2 separate regions of the Homo sapiens genome follow, and region 2 is linked to region 1. Evidence: chromatin contacts called from ENCODE Hi-C or POLR2A ChIA-PET data. All regions are on one chromosome and are shown on one strand. Each heading gives the region's core, a stretch centred on a gene start or an enhancer-like site at or near the end of the contact. The rest is flanking DNA. Distances are from core to core; before and after follow the strand shown.

The links. A loop is a pair of places that touch in the nucleus more often than their neighbours do. ChIA-PET counts read pairs that join two places held with the same protein, here RNA polymerase II (POLR2A). Pooled maps may share reads with other maps.
Region 2: a loop to region 1 is called in a map of CD4-positive, alpha-beta T cell, with 8 times the contacts of the local background. The contact joins the promoter of UFSP2 here to the promoter of CENPU in region 1. A Hi-C loop is called at or near these places in 2 of 168 maps with a recorded cell type or tissue (CD4-positive, alpha-beta T cell and naive thymus-derived CD4-positive, alpha-beta T cell), 1 of 37 single-sample maps with no recorded cell type and 12 of 50 pooled maps. POLR2A ChIA-PET finds 5 or more read pairs at or near these places in 1 of 52 experiments (WTC11).

What each region holds. Positions count from the first base shown.
Region 1 is chr4:184,728,055-184,735,345 of GRCh38, forward strand. It overlaps CENPU (centromere protein U), which reads right to left and starts at 6,042. Exons shown (of 13, transcript NM_024629.4): 1 at 5,962-6,042; 2 at 2,866-2,914; 3 at 864-981. The coding sequence starts at 6,008. RefSeq lists enhancers at 5,482-6,348, 5,499-5,618 and a silencer at 5,989-6,048.
Region 2 is chr4:185,421,594-185,429,356 of GRCh38, forward strand. UFSP2 (UFM1 specific peptidase 2) reads right to left here and starts at 4,371. Exons shown (of 12, transcript NM_018359.5): 1 at 4,273-4,371; 2 at 892-970. The coding sequence starts at 4,275. CFAP96 (cilia and flagella associated protein 96) reads left to right here and starts at 4,661. Exons shown (of 8, transcript NM_001114357.3): 1 at 4,661-4,803; 2 at 7,741-7,763. RefSeq lists enhancers at 4,135-4,244, 4,315-4,674.

The sequences.
Region 1 (7,291 bases), core at 4,792-7,291:
AATGCAGACGGTTGTACAACCTTGTGAATAAATTAAAAACCAATGACATGTACACCTTAAAAGGGTGAATTTTATGGTATGTGAATTCATTTCCATTTTTAAAATTATGGGGTTTTAGGTTCAGATCTTTTAGATTTAGATTTTAGACAAATAGGACATTTTTATCAAGTCATAATAAAAGACATTATTCTGGTGAATACATTTCACCTTATAAAATGTATAATATTTTCTTTAAACAAAAAATTAAACCAAAAGCCTTCAAAATTCTCTTAAAACTTATTCCAGCAAAAATGCCTGACTACTGCAGTTCTAGATGTGGGGACACATGGCATTTTCTCTGTCATTTCTGGCTTCTGGAGTGCCCAGTGACACAAGCAGCCCACCCTGACAACTCACACACTCCTGGCCAGCCTGGTACTGGCCTTTTACCTCACACTCCAAGGAACACAGGTGAAGCTCTCCCACTGGCTCTCCCGAAGCATCCCCTGCCTCCATGAGTTTAGGACAAAGGAAAATTACCCATACTCTTCTCCTCCCTAAATTAATGGCTCTATCAAATGGTAGAGTGAAGTGAGAAATGTATGCTATGTTCCCCTTATTACAGAGTACTATAGTAAGCGTCCTCATGTGACCAGATTGTTAATGAATACTACTAGACGAGTGCCGCTTTGATAATGTTCTTAGTTTCAATGTACCCGTAAGTGAGGAAAATTAATTCAAATTATCAAGTACTCCCCAGAGAACATTATATTTACATGCAGGCAACTAATTTTTATATTTGAAGATACTTCTATTTTTTATTATATCTGGCCTAAATGTTGTTGCTTTAGAGTTATGTTAGGATAAAGATTTAAAGTACTAACCAAAGGTCTCATAAGTTTCTTCATCTTTCTCATTTTCACCCAGCCTGCCAATGCTTGAGACATCAGAATTATCAGGAAAGTCGAACACGTCAATAGGCTTGCACTTTTGACCAGCTTTCTAAAAGTGAATAAAGTTGAGTCATTGAGTTGGCTCTCACAAAGAACAATAGGTTGATTTATACAGCAAGAATATTCTTGTAATCACTGCTGCCTAAGGAAGCAATCCTTATGCATGGGGTGATGGATTCACTACCTACCCTGATTGGGTCATTATACAACATAGACATGTATGGCAAGATCAAATCAGACCCCACAAATGTGTACAATTACAATGTTTCAGTTAAAATAAAAAGAAAGAAGCAAGCTAACACTTTTTGGGGACATAGAATTTTTTGATAACCTAAGGCATGGATTGGCAAACTTTTTCTATAAAGGACAAGAAAGTAAATTCTTTTAGGCTTTGCAGGCCGTAAGGTTTCTGTTTTGACTACTAACTCAGCCACTGTCACATGAATGCAGACAGTAACCACACAGAAAAGAATGAGCATGGCTGTGTTCCAATACAATTTGACTTTTGAACACTGCAATTTGAATTTCATATCATGTTCACATATTATGACATAGTCTTTTTATTTTATTTCAACCATTAAAAAAGGTAAAAACCATTCTTAGCTTGCAGGGATATACAAAAACAGGTGGCAGGCTAGATTTGGCCCATGGGCCAGTTTGCCTAAACCTCTGACCTAGGGAAAGTGATGGGTCCTGTCTCCGGAAATATGCCCATATACCCAAAAGTTCATAAACAGTTTTAAGGGTACACATGTGTAAAAACTCCTGACTAAAGGACACCAGGGTTTAGAGTTCAATATACTGATACACCCATGAAGTCTGCTACCCCAAATCTAATGAAACATGAAAACATACATAAAATGAGAAAAACTTTCATGGTAGTTCCAGAAAATGTGGAAGGGTACTATTAACAGATACAAAAATAAGAAAATTCTGGAAGGTATAAAGGAGGTCAAATAAAATTGGCAAACCATATAAAAACTTGACCATTCAGATGCCCCCAGTGAAAGAATCATTCCTGGAGTGCTTGGGGGTGGAATGTGGAGAGAGCTGGCAGGTCTTCCAGCCCCTCCCAAGGCATAGGGGGCCTCCACCAGGGACTGCCTTGCAGAGGGAAGGACAGGAAAGCTGAATCCATTCCAGGCACTCTGGGCTTCCAGCTAAGGCTGGAGCTTAGAGAAATCCCTCCGAGGCACACTGTACTTTGGCTACCAATGGCAGGGGCAAGGCAGGACAGCTGAGAGAAATCCACCCAAAGAACCCGTGAAGTAATGCCGGGGTGGGAGCAGAGCGCTGAGCAAAACCCTGCAGGGGGATCCCAGGGTTTCCCAGAGGGGAAGAGAGCTATCGTCTGCAGGCTGGGGTTAAGGACTATGCAGGACAGAGAAAGCCCAGGGCAGAACAAGCAGAAGGAACTCCTTCCGGGGTGCCTGGCACTGTCATACACTGTTAATGTGAGATTACAATGTCAATCACACAAGCCACTGGAAAAAAAAACTGGAATTAGCTATCAAGAACGTTAAAGAAATGCACATGCCTTTAACATACATTTATTCTAAGACTCTAAAGAAAAGTAAACCTGTAATGTGAACTAAGTGGAGTATCATGAAATCATAAAACAATTCTTGAAAAGTACAATGAGGAGAAATGGCTTTAAGTGAAAAAAGCTTACAGCACTGTACAATTTTTACATGAAGTCAATTATCTAAACGAAAATAAAACCAAACTCGGCTCAGAAATAAAGGAAATTCTAAAACATTAACAAAAGTCATTTTATCCACTATACCGGAAAAAGTGTGAGGAAAATGAACACACTTTTTCACTACAATAAACATTGAACTTGCCAAGTGAAGTCTACAAAACTGAGGTACCCAAAAAATGTTATTTTGTACTGTCAATTTTGAGAAAACCACAACACAAAAAGGTAACTTACATCTTTCATGGAATGTGTTCTTTCTAAAGTGTTCTTTGAACGTCTTGCGCTATTAAACAGCAAAAAAACACAAGAGTTAGGAAATAGTTAAAATAACTGAGGAAACACCATAGTTATGACCCTTTCCGCGCATTTTTACCAAAAAAAAAAACAAGAACCCATATTCCACAAATTTATTTTTTATAGGTCAAATCCTATCACCAATGTATAAAATAACATACCTCTCCCCCTCAGGGACATGGAAAAGTTGGAATCCTGCTGTTAACTTTTTCCCTGAGGCCTTAATCAATCAGCAGTGATTGACTTTCTCTGCACAGCTGAACAAAGGGGAGGTAGGCTAACGCTAAGCCCCGACACCTGCTCCATCCGGTGCCTGGCTCTCCTACGTCCTTTTCTCATTTAATTCTAACAGTCCTATAAGGTAGAAGTGAATCCCATGTTACAGATGTGTGCTTGCCCACAGCAACACGGAGCCAGGAGGGAGACAAGCCTGCATTAAAATTTACATCAGTTCAAATCCAGGGCCTGCCCTCGACCTCCCTTGACACTCTCTCAGTTGGACCACAGCTTCAAATGATAAAGTTGTATATATATCTTCAACAAGCTTCAAGAAAACAAATGTAACAATGGTGACAAGAATAAAAACGGGAAATAACAGTGGCAGGATTATATATCATTATTACTAATAATAGTGCCAGCAGTCAGTGAATATGTACAGACTATCCTCCACCAACCAGGCATCGTACAAGGGTACGGGGGGGATACTCCAGGAGAATACAGTACATAATTAGACTTTAAAATATGCCATGCAGATTGCAGCCATATTTTTCTCATTTGTAGACAGCAAAATCAGCTTAGTCTAAACCAATGTTTTAGTATCCTTTTATCTGATATAATTTCAAGCTCACAGAAAAGTTGCAAACATAGCACAAGGACCTTCTGTATGCCCTTTACTCATGTGCTCTGTGTGTGTGTGTGTGTGTGTGTGTGTCTGGAGATACTGTGCACTTCCACCCCTAAATACTACAATATGTCTTTCCTAAGAGGGCATTATACTGCATATTCATGGTACAATTTCTAAAATCAAGAAATTTAACACTGATACCATAATCTAATCTACAGTCCATACCCAAATCACATCAATTGTCCTATAATGTCTTTTAAGATTGCCAGGCCAGCATTTTTAAAAAAACAAACAATAAAAAAGGAAAATATAAAATGAAGCATTGCACTGGATATACTATGTTCACAAGCCTTTTGTTTTATGTGTGGATGTGTGCACACGTGTACTAAGTGTGATGTAAAACATCATTACTGTGAATCACAGTTAAAAAAAAAAAGTTAGAAAACTGTTCAGAGCGGTGGTTCCCAGACTTGAGTGTCATCAAAATTCTCAAGAGGGCTTGTTGAACAGGTTGCTTGGCACCACCCCAGGAGTGTCTGATTCAGTCCCTCTGGGGTGAGGTCTGGGATTCTGCATTTCTAACAAGTTCACGATTTATTTATTTAATTCATGAAACCTAAGGAAGCAGGTAAGACAAGTATTGGTTTTATGGCAATTTTATAGATGATGATTCCGGGATTCAGAAAATTTAAGTGACTTATCAAGGGTCACATAGCCAGGTAACAGAAACCCAGCTACACACTAGACCACATAAACTTCTTAACCTAAACTCTTTGAGCTGTCTTGTCCTTTCTTGGGGGGGAAAAAAAGTCAAGGTTCCTCCTTGCCTTACGCTGGAGTCAAGGTGGGGCTTCTGAGAGACAGAAACCTCTGTGACAACCCACAGGTAAAATTTCTGGGCCAGGCGCGGTGGCTCATGCCTGTAATCTCAGCGCTTTGGGAACCCCAGGAGGGCGGATCACGAGGTGAGGAAATCAAGACCATCCTGGCCAACATGGTGAAACCCCGTCTTTACTAAAAATACAAAAATTAGCTGGACGTGGGGGCGAGCGCCTGTAATCCCAGCTCCTCTGGAGTCTGAGGCAGGAAAATCGCTTGAACCTGGGAGGCGGAGATTGCGCCACTGCACTCCAGCCTGGGCCACAGAGTGAGACTCCGTCTCAAAAAAAAAAAAAAAAAAAAATTCTGTTGTATGTGCGTAAGTGTGTTTTGGGAGGAGGCATGAACAGATTTCATGAGTCTCAAACCCAAAAATGTTAAAAGATAAAAATAAAAAAAGACAACAAAAACCACTAGCCTTTCAGATAAACTCTTTTCAGCTGACATTGAAGGCTGACATTCTCTTCTAATCCTTTTTTGCACTGGGGGAGTCTTCATTCTCCTCCACTGGCCACAGAAGTCTGGTCTCGGTTTCCCCACCCACCTGCGGTGTCCTGCTCCAGCTTTTCCACCCTAACCCCGCATCTACCAGCACCTCCTCCTCCAGGCAGCCTTCCCAGGCCCGGGGGAACTCCTGTTCTCTTCAGATCGTCTTGGCGTATGGCTTTGTGCACCGTCTGCAGCAAGCCGAGACCCTTCCCGCCAGATCCAGGCCGGGCCTTGGATGGCCATTCGCCAACGAATCAGCGACCAGCATTCTAGAGCGCGTTTTGCAACCGACCAAACGCTCGCTTTCTTTGGTAAACAAAAACCGCTCGAGCCATCCTGGAGAACCGCAAGCGGCAGCTCGGTCCCCCAGCCGGATTTATGCTCCAGTTTACGGTCTGTGGTTTGCAGTAAGAAAACACCAGGGTCTTCAAAATAAGAAAACTGATTCCCAGTCAGAGAATAAAACTCCACTAACAAAGTCTGGCAAACCGCAGGCAATACGTATTTGCTGAATATTTTGCTTTCAAGCTAGCACTTTGAGACTCACTACTTTGGACGGCACTCCCCCTCCCCACAAAACGACACGACACTGGCTGACGTCTCTCCCACCCGCCAGGCAGTGTTAGGCCCCGACAGGCCCGTGCAGGTGGGATCACTGTTATCCCCACTAGACTGAGGAGGAAGCCGGGGACCCGGGCGATTGGCCACTCGGGCGACCTCCACAGTGGAGCACCAACAGCGCCGGGAGGCGCAAACCACGGCAGGCGAGGAAGCAGTTCAAGCTGGTCTCCGGCCCCGCGCTCCCGAGGGTCGGCAGTACTTACCCCTCAGACCTGTGAGGCCGCGGCCGCCGCCGCCCCCGCGGGGCCATGGTGCCGCTCTCCGCTCTCGAGCGACTGGAAGCTCCCGCCAAGCCCCTCGCCGCTCCGAACAGCCAATCCGGGCCGAGCACGCGCGCGTGCGCAGGACTTCCTGAGCGGCCCCCGGGCTCCTCCCTGGCCTGGAGCGTGAGGGAAAACTGGGTCTGGTTATTACAGCGCAACGGAGCTGGAGTCCATGCCGCACAACCAGTTACCTACGGTCCAAAACATGCCAAAGTTTTCCGGGCTTTCGCGCCCACCCGCATCGCCAGTTTTCCGGCGCCAGAAAGCCCGGGAGCCACGTGGGACGGCCCCTTGTGGGGTGGGGAAAGGGGAGGAGCTAGTGTCCCTGAGTCGTGGGCAGGTAAGAGGGTGGGTGGAGACCCGTGTTCGCAGCTGTTGTCGCTGAGGCCGCAGTCGTCTTTCCAGGCCTACAGGATTTGGCTTCCAGCCCCTGCTGCCTTTATCAGCTGTCTGAGCTTAGCATGTTACTTTACCGCTATCCCAATACCTTCATTTGTAAATGGACAGGGTTCCTTTTGTTCTTTTATTTTGTTTGTGTTTAAAAATGTGTAATGCAGAAGAATGTAATTGAACCCTTACCTTACACCGCGTATAAAAATTAACGCAAAATGAATCAAAGACCTAACTATAAAGGCTAAAATTAAAACTCTTAGAAGAAAACAGAGCAAAAACTTCATAACATTGGACTTGGTATGATTTCTTGGATATGATACCAAAAGCAGTTTGGGATGATGAAAACGTTCTGGAAATAGTGGTGGATGGATGCACAAGGTGAAGGTACTTAATGCCACAATACTGTAAAGTTAAAAACGGTTAAAATGCTAAATTTTGTTATGTATATTTTACTACGACAAAAATATTACGTTTCATGCATATGAAAGAATATAACGTGTAATGTAAAGATAAAAACAAACATCCGTGTAACCAGCACTACATGGGGATATGGATCATTTTTATATATAACTCTTGGGTACCCCTCTGAATGGTATCCTCCTCCTCCAAAGAATAACCACTCTTCTGATTTTATGTGTATCATTCCTGTGGTTTTCTACCTTGATATAGCCCCAAATAATGTATTGATTATTGTATGTTTCTAAACTTTATATGATATTTGGTAGGTATGCTGCAAGTGCCCTTTCTTACTAAAGCTATTGCTTTTATTTTTTATTTATTTTATTTTTCCATAAATTATTGGGGTGCAGGTGCTATTTGGTTACATGAGTAAGTTCTTTTTTTTTTTTTTTTTTTTTTTTTGAGTTGGAGTTTTGCT
Region 2 (7,763 bases), core at 3,121-5,620, 690 kb after region 1:
TCCTGAGCCTCACCAGCAGCAGATGCTGGCACCATGCTTTTTGTACAGTCTGCAGAACTGTGAGCCAAATCAACCTCTTCTTTATAAATGACCCAGTCTCAGGTATTCCTTTAGAAAGATGCAAAACAGACTAATACAGTACTTTTAATTCCTGATCTTTCTGAACGGCTCTGTGGCTTCTGGCACCACTACTCGTACTTTTCATGAGTGATTTCATTTATAATGAGGGTGTTAACTATCACCCTTCAGAGACATTACATTCTCTAGCTCCAACTCTGACCACACTCTTCTAAATTTCTGACTCAGCCAAATGCCTGTTGGGAATTTGTACTTGACCTTCCACTGGCATCAAATGAAACAAATCTCAAACACAGCTCATCCCATTCCTCCTCTGATGTTCTTTATCTCAGTTTGTGGCTGTAGTTCAAGTCAGCAACAGGAAGACATCCTAGAATCTGCTTCATATAAACCCTGTTGATTTTTCTTCCATAGAGTTCTTGTACTCATCCCCATATAATGTAGTATTTAAGAGAGTAGGTTCTGGAGACTCAGGATTGTACATACACTTGCAAGTCTGTCATGTACAATTCTCGACGCACATTTACAACGTGCTCATTGTGGATATTTACATTTATTGTAACAATTAATGAAGAGGGGAGTAAAGTCTCTTAAGAAAGGGAACATCTTTTTCTAATTTGCACAGAGGTGCGCCATGGGCTGGTGGGTGTGCTGGAACACAGTGTCTAAGTGTAAGTCCCATTTAATGTACTTACTAACAATATAATCTTAGTTCATCCTATCTCTCTCTCAGTTTCATTTGCAAAGTGGAAATAATCTCAGTATATTTCACTATCAATTTTCTAATAAAAAAGAATTTTTCAGAAGACCTACCATTAGGAGTAGCTAGCTGAAAAGCCAAATCAAGGCCTCCTCTTATTCTGAAGAGTATATCCATACTTTCTGAAATCACCTAGAACAAATAAAGATAAAGACAAACTCCCTTGTAAAACAAAACAAACTCATATTCATATAAATTAGAATCTAAGTTTAGTGTTAAGACATTAATTAACCTTGATTCTTCAAATTATTTCATGAGTTAATTCCTTGTTTTATAGAAAAAACAAAAACAAAAGCAACCCCAAAATTTTAAATCAGGGGTTCTCAACCTTTGTTCTATACTGAAATCACCTGGGGAGCTTGAAATACTGAGGCCTGGGCTGTACCCCCAGAGATTCTGATTAACTGGTCTAAGGCCTAGGCACAGGGATTTTGGTTTTTTGTTTGGAGACAGGGTCTCACTCTGTCACACAGCTGGAGTGCAGTGGCACAATCTCAGCTCACTGCAACCTCCGCCTCCTGGGTGTAAGAGATTCTCCTGCCTCAGCCTCCCATGTAGCTGAGATTACAGGCATACACCACCACGCCTGGCTAATTTTTGTATTTTTAGTAAGGACGGGATCTCAGAATATTGGCCAGGCTGGTCTTGAACTCCTGGCCTCAAGTGATCCGCCTGTCTCGGCCTCCCAAAGTGCTGGGATTGCAGGCGTGAGCCACCGCGCCCAGCTGGCACAGGGATATTTAAAAGTATCCTATGCCCCCATGCCAGTGATTCTAATGTGAATGGTTGAGAACTACTGCTTTAAGACAATCTTTCCAAATTATAATCTTGACAGGTTTAACAATGACAATAAAACATCAACAGTAAAGAACTAGTTTAAGAATGTGACAAGGCACTGAACCTAATATAATACCAGGGAGTCAAGACAATGAGAGGAAACTCATACTGAGGGTGGGATATCAACTGGTGGAATCCTTCAGAGAATATGGCAGTAAGAATCAAAGGTTTATATTCATAGGCTTGATCTAGTGATATGCATTTAGAATCTCAGACTTAGTCTAAGAAAAATCTGAAAAACACACAAAGATTCGGGTACATGGATATTAACCTAACTGCCAACAATAGATTGGTTAAAAAAAATAGGAATATCATATAGCCATAAAAAAATCATGTTTTTGCTGAAAATTAAAAGGCACAGGACAATGCTTACAACTTATAAAGGGAAAAGAGCACTTGCAAAATGGAACTAATCAGTTCTTTACTTGGATCCATATACTGTTTCAGGTAGTTGATGATATATCACAAATGACATGTATCATTGTTTGTGTACACATATATACACACACAGATACACATATTCATACATATATACATACATATATACACACACACACACACGAGAGAAAGAGACAGGAAGGGAGAAAGAGAGCGGGAGATTTCTTTTGGGAAGAGGTTTCAAAAATTTCATGAGACTCTCAAAACATATCTCTCAAACAGGCTGAAGAACCATAGTACACACTAAGACCCCTATTTTGAAATAAATGAATAAGTACTAACATTTACTGAGCTCTTCAAATGTAAAACACAGGCAGGGTGCAGTGGCTCACGCCTGTAATCCCAACACTTTGGGAGGCAGAGGCAGGAGGATCACTTTGAGCCCAGGAGTTAGAGACCAGACTGGGCAACATAGGAAGACCCCCATCTCTACCAAAAAAAAAAAAAAAAATTAGCTGAGTGTGGTGGTCTGCACCTGTAGTCCAGCTACTCGGGAGGTTAAGGTGGGAGGACTGCTTGGGCCGGGGAGGTCAATGCTACAGTGAGCCATGATCACACCACTGCACTCCAGCCTAAGCAACAGAGCAAGATCTTGTCTCCAAAAAACAAAATAAAATAAAACAAAAACATGTAAAAGGCACTATGCTAAACATACATACTTACTCCAATCCTCAGAACAGTATTAAATAGGTACCAATACAGTTTTTCTCATTTTACAAATCCTTTGTCACATTTCTATAAGGGTCACTGTTTTTATTTATTCTAAAATTGTAATCTTTTGAAAGATCATATACCCTTTGTCCCAATTCTACTTCTGAGAATTTATTCTAAGGAAACAATCAAGAAAGTTCAGGACAAATTTAGCTTCATGTTGTCCATTTATTCTACCGTTGTTCATCACAGAAAAATAAATGGAAACCACTTAAATAGCTATTAATAAGAAATCAGTTAAATAAAGAATACTACCAAACAAACTAGTATGTACCCATTTAAATAAAAAATATTTAAAGATACTGAAGATAAAAGTTAGACAGGAAAGAACAAATTTTAACTCTGCTACTTACTGTACAATTTTACACAATTTAACTTATCACTTAAGTCTGTTTCTCTTCTGTAAAACTGGAAAAATACACAACTTCCCAGGGTTGTTATGAAGATTCCACAAGACATCATTCATAAAAGCACTAGTCTTCCTAGACTTCCGAATTAGCTGAGATACTCTCTGAAGAAATAATACTGAGGCTGAGATCTGAAGGGTGAGTGAAGGTGCAATAGCCCATTCCAGGCAGGGCCATCGATGAGTGAAGATCTGCTTAAAAGACCACTTAGGTGACTACCCCAGATGGATAGATCTCAAGGCCAAGGATGGTAAGAGTGGCGACAGTGACAACAGACAGACATTTAGAAGTAGCATCTATAGGACTTGATTATTGACTGCATGTCGGGGAGTTGAGAAGAGGGAGATGTCAAGGATGATTTCCAGGTTTTGGGCAGGCACAACAGGATGTATGGTGGTGCCATCTACAGAGTTGGGGGTTCCTGGAGGAAGAGCAGGTGTGGGCTGTGGGGAAGTGGAAATGCTCAGTTTGGAACTTGCTGAGCTTGAAATACATATGAGCTATCCAAGTGGAGGCACGGTTAGCAGATTTGTGGGTCTGGAGCTCAGAAGAAAGGTCTAACTTAGAGATAAAATTTTAGGAGAACGCATAGGGTGTAAAGCGTCCCTGAAGAGCACCACCATTTAGGATAGGGATTGGAGAACCTTGCTGAGCAATGAGACAGGAGAGAAACCAGGGGAGGGAAATACCACGGGAACTAGGGGAATATAATATCCGAAGAAAGTTGCGCCTGTCCCAGGTTAAGCCCTTCTTGCAAGGCTTCAAAAACGCCGAAGTCTCTCAAAATACTTTCACACAGAGAAGTAGCAGGGGGTGCGTGTCCAAGGTGGCCGAGGCGGGGTGCACACTTGTGTAGGGCACTTTCCCCCCGGCCCAGCGCGGAGACAGGCGAACTGGAGAGCCGCCCTGCCCACGCAGCTCGCAGCTGCCATCTTGGACCCCGGCAGGACCAGCTCCTTTCAGGCGCTGTGAAGCCCGCTCGTGGCGGCTGCCAAAGTCCGGGGAAAAACACAGGGGTCGGTGACGAGCAGAGATACTCACCATGTCCGCGACGTGGCGGTGACACGGGCGCTGACGCCTGCCCAAAAGTTCCGGGGGCCGGCCCTGAAGTGGTGTCACCGCACGGCCCAGGGGCGGGGCCCGGGCGGACCAACTACAACTCCCGACATGCTCGGCGGCATGACGTCACGGAGCGTACCACACCGCAGTCCCTCGCGGACGGCGAGGCGGGGCGGGTAGCCGAAGACTTATGTTTGGTAAATTCTATTAGTTAAGTCTTTTCTGTCCTACAGAAGCTCACACATCCTTCTGTGTGTTCTTCGATGCGGATTCGAATCTCCTCGTATCCTCCCACAGCGTGCTTGGAATGGATTCTCCCGTACCCGGGGCAACACATCACACAATAAACGCCAGCTGTGGTGGAACGTGCAGAGGCGCTGCGCAGCCCAGGCGTGTCGCGCGCTTGGGAACCCTCGCCGCTCCCGCAGCGCAGTTAACGTGGACAAGCTGGGGCAACCTGGACGAGCTGGGGCAACCTGATCTCGGCTGTCGGAGTGGGTGTCCTCAAGAAAGGTGACTTGGTCCTCGCGGACGCCAGGTGTTGCCCCTTAGATACCTGCCACCTCCCAGCCTCCGTTTCCTCTCTGGGAAACAGACTCCTCATCACCTCCTCCAGTTTTCTGCCCCTTCTTCACCTCTCCTGACGCTCCATCCGTACCTTTTGCAAGGGAACGTGCCATAATTCGGCTATGCTCTATTTTCTTGTCTAATAGATTGTAAGCTCCTTGCGGGCAGCATCTATGCCTTCTTAAATCTGTTTCTAGTTTCTACCAGCAAGCTTGCCCCGAAGGGGATTGCAGAATATCTGTTAAATAAGTGAATGAATAATTTTGTAAATGTTGCTCAATAAGAGTTAAGTAGTGGCGGGCCGGGCGCGGTGGCTGACGCCTGTAATCCCAGCACTTTGGGAGGCCAAGGCAGACGCATCACCTGCGCTCACGAGTTCGAGGCCAGCCTGGGCAAAATGGTGAAACCCCTGTCTCTACTAAAAATACCAAAAAAAAAAAAAAAAAAAAAAAAAAAAAAAAAAAATAGCCGGGCATGGTGGCGGGTGCTTGTAGTCCCAGCTACTCGGGAGGCTGAGACAGGAGAATCGCTTGAACCCGGGAGGCGGAGGCTGCAGAGAGCCAAGACAGCTCCACTGCACTCCTAGCCTGGGCAACAGAGAGAGACTCCGTCTCAAAAAAAAAAAAAAATTAATAAGAAAAAAGTTAAGTGATGGGAAAGTTCTAGGCAAGAATTTCTTCCCTCCCTCCTCCCTGGCTCGCTTGTGTGCCGGGAGCTGCGCAGATGCGGGGATACCGTGAGAGGGAGGAACCTGTCTCAGCTCCTGCCCTTGTGCCGTGGAGCTTTGAAATATAAGGTAAATGAAAGTACTAAATCTTGACTGAAGTTTGGTTTTAAAGCATCTCTGATTAATGGAAGAGGTAGGATGTGGGGAAGGGCGTTGTATTTAGTTATGTTTCAGTTTAAAATGAATCTTCACTTGCCCCTTTGGTGTTACGTATTAGCAATGATTCATGCTCAGGTGAGCCAGTTTCAGGCAGGCTTGCAGAGAGGCACTCAAACAGCTTGCTTTAAATTTAAGGTAAAAGGCCGGGCGCGGTGGCTCACGCCTGAAATCCCAGCACTTTAGGAGGCCGAGGCAGGTGAATCACTTGAGGTCAGGAGTTTGAGACCAGCCTGACCAACATGGTGAAACCCCGTTTCTACTAAAAATACAAAAATCAGCCGGGCGTGGTGGCAGGTGCCCGTAGTCCCAGCTACCTGGGAGGCTGCGGCAGGAGAATTCCTTGAACCCAGGAGGCGGAGGTTGCAGTGAGCTGAGATAGCGCCTCTGCATTCCAGCCTGGGCGACAGAGCGAGACTCCATCTTAATAAGCAAAGAAATAAATAAATTTAAGGTAAAAGGTTCTTACCAGCCGGGCGCGGTGGCCCACTCCTGTAATCCCAGCACTTTGGGAAGCCGAGGCAGGTGGATCACCTGAGGTCAGGAGTTCAAGACCAGCCTGGCCAACATGGTGAAACCCCGTCTCTACTAAAAAATACAAAGTTAGCTGGGCGTGGTGGCAGACGCCTGTAATCCCAGCTACTTGGGAGGCTGAGGCAGAAGAATCGCTTGAACCTGGGAAGCGGAGGTTGCAGTGAGCCGAGATCGCGCTATTGCACTCCATCCTGGGCTACAAGAGCGAAACTCTGTCTCAAAAAAAAAAAAAAAATGGTTCTTACTTTGGATTACAAACTGTGAGGACTAACCCAATGTTTGTTTTCTTCACTTATGTATGCCCAGTGCTTAGCTCATAATTGGTGCTTTAAAAACTTTAGAATGGGATAGAGGTAAGTATTCTTAGCTCCTTGGGCCTCTTCCTTTTTAAAAATAACATGTCTACTATTAGAAATTAATTTCTGGCCGGGCGCGGTGGCTCATGCCTGTAATCCCAGCGCTTTGGGAGGCCGAGGTGGGTGGATCACTTGAGGCCAGGAGTTCGAGACCAGCCTGGCCAACATAGTTAAACCCTGTCTCTACTAAAAATACAAAAACAGCTGGGCATGGTGGCGCGTGTCTGTAATCCAGCTACTCAGGTGGCTGAGGCAGGAGAATCGCTTGAACCTGGGAGGCGGAGGTTATAGTGAGCCAAGAACATGCCACTGCACTCCAGCCTGGGACTGTCTAAAAAAAAAAAAAACAACAACAACAACAAAAAAAAAAGAGACTCTGTCTTAAAACAATTAATTTCTAAATAAAGAGTTGCATGTTTAATATTTCACCTTTGTTTGAAGTGGTCATTTCCAAAGAAAGCTCAGAGTTGAAGTATACCTGTTAACAAATACTCAGAATTCATTGTAGAATTTTTGTTTTTGTTCTCGTTTTTATCTTGCCTAAATAATTGTTCTCTTCCCCATTCCCTTTATAATTTTGCCAGTGACACACTTATTATGTTTATTTAAACTTGAAAAAAACCTCAAGAGTTGTAGGGTAATACCTCAATGTGTTGTACATCCTGAAAAGCTGTTATATTTTCAACATAAGGGACAATGCAGGATGCTGAAATCATTGTATTTAAACTGTAAAAATGTCTGCCTTATATAATTATGATTTTAAAATCTACCCTGAACTTCTCAAAAGAAGGATTTGTTTATAATACACCGTACAGTAATAATTTTATCATTTCCAACAGATAAATGGCAGTGTAATCGATGAGATCTTGTACATTCCTTTGTAATTTGTGAGCACTTCATACGGAGAGTCAAGGGGGAGGGCTCATCTGGAGAATTTTGAATCCCAGTATTCTCCCCCACCCCGCAGAGTAGGTTCTTTCCCCATGGAGTATGAGGCTATTGTTTTGTAGTAAACCTTAAACTCTCAGACTGAAAGTAATTAGAACTGGAAATTAGTAACCACTTTTTTCTAAACTTTTCCCCTTTATTTTTATTTTCAATGTAAAGTAGGACTTTGCTATAAAACACGTGAC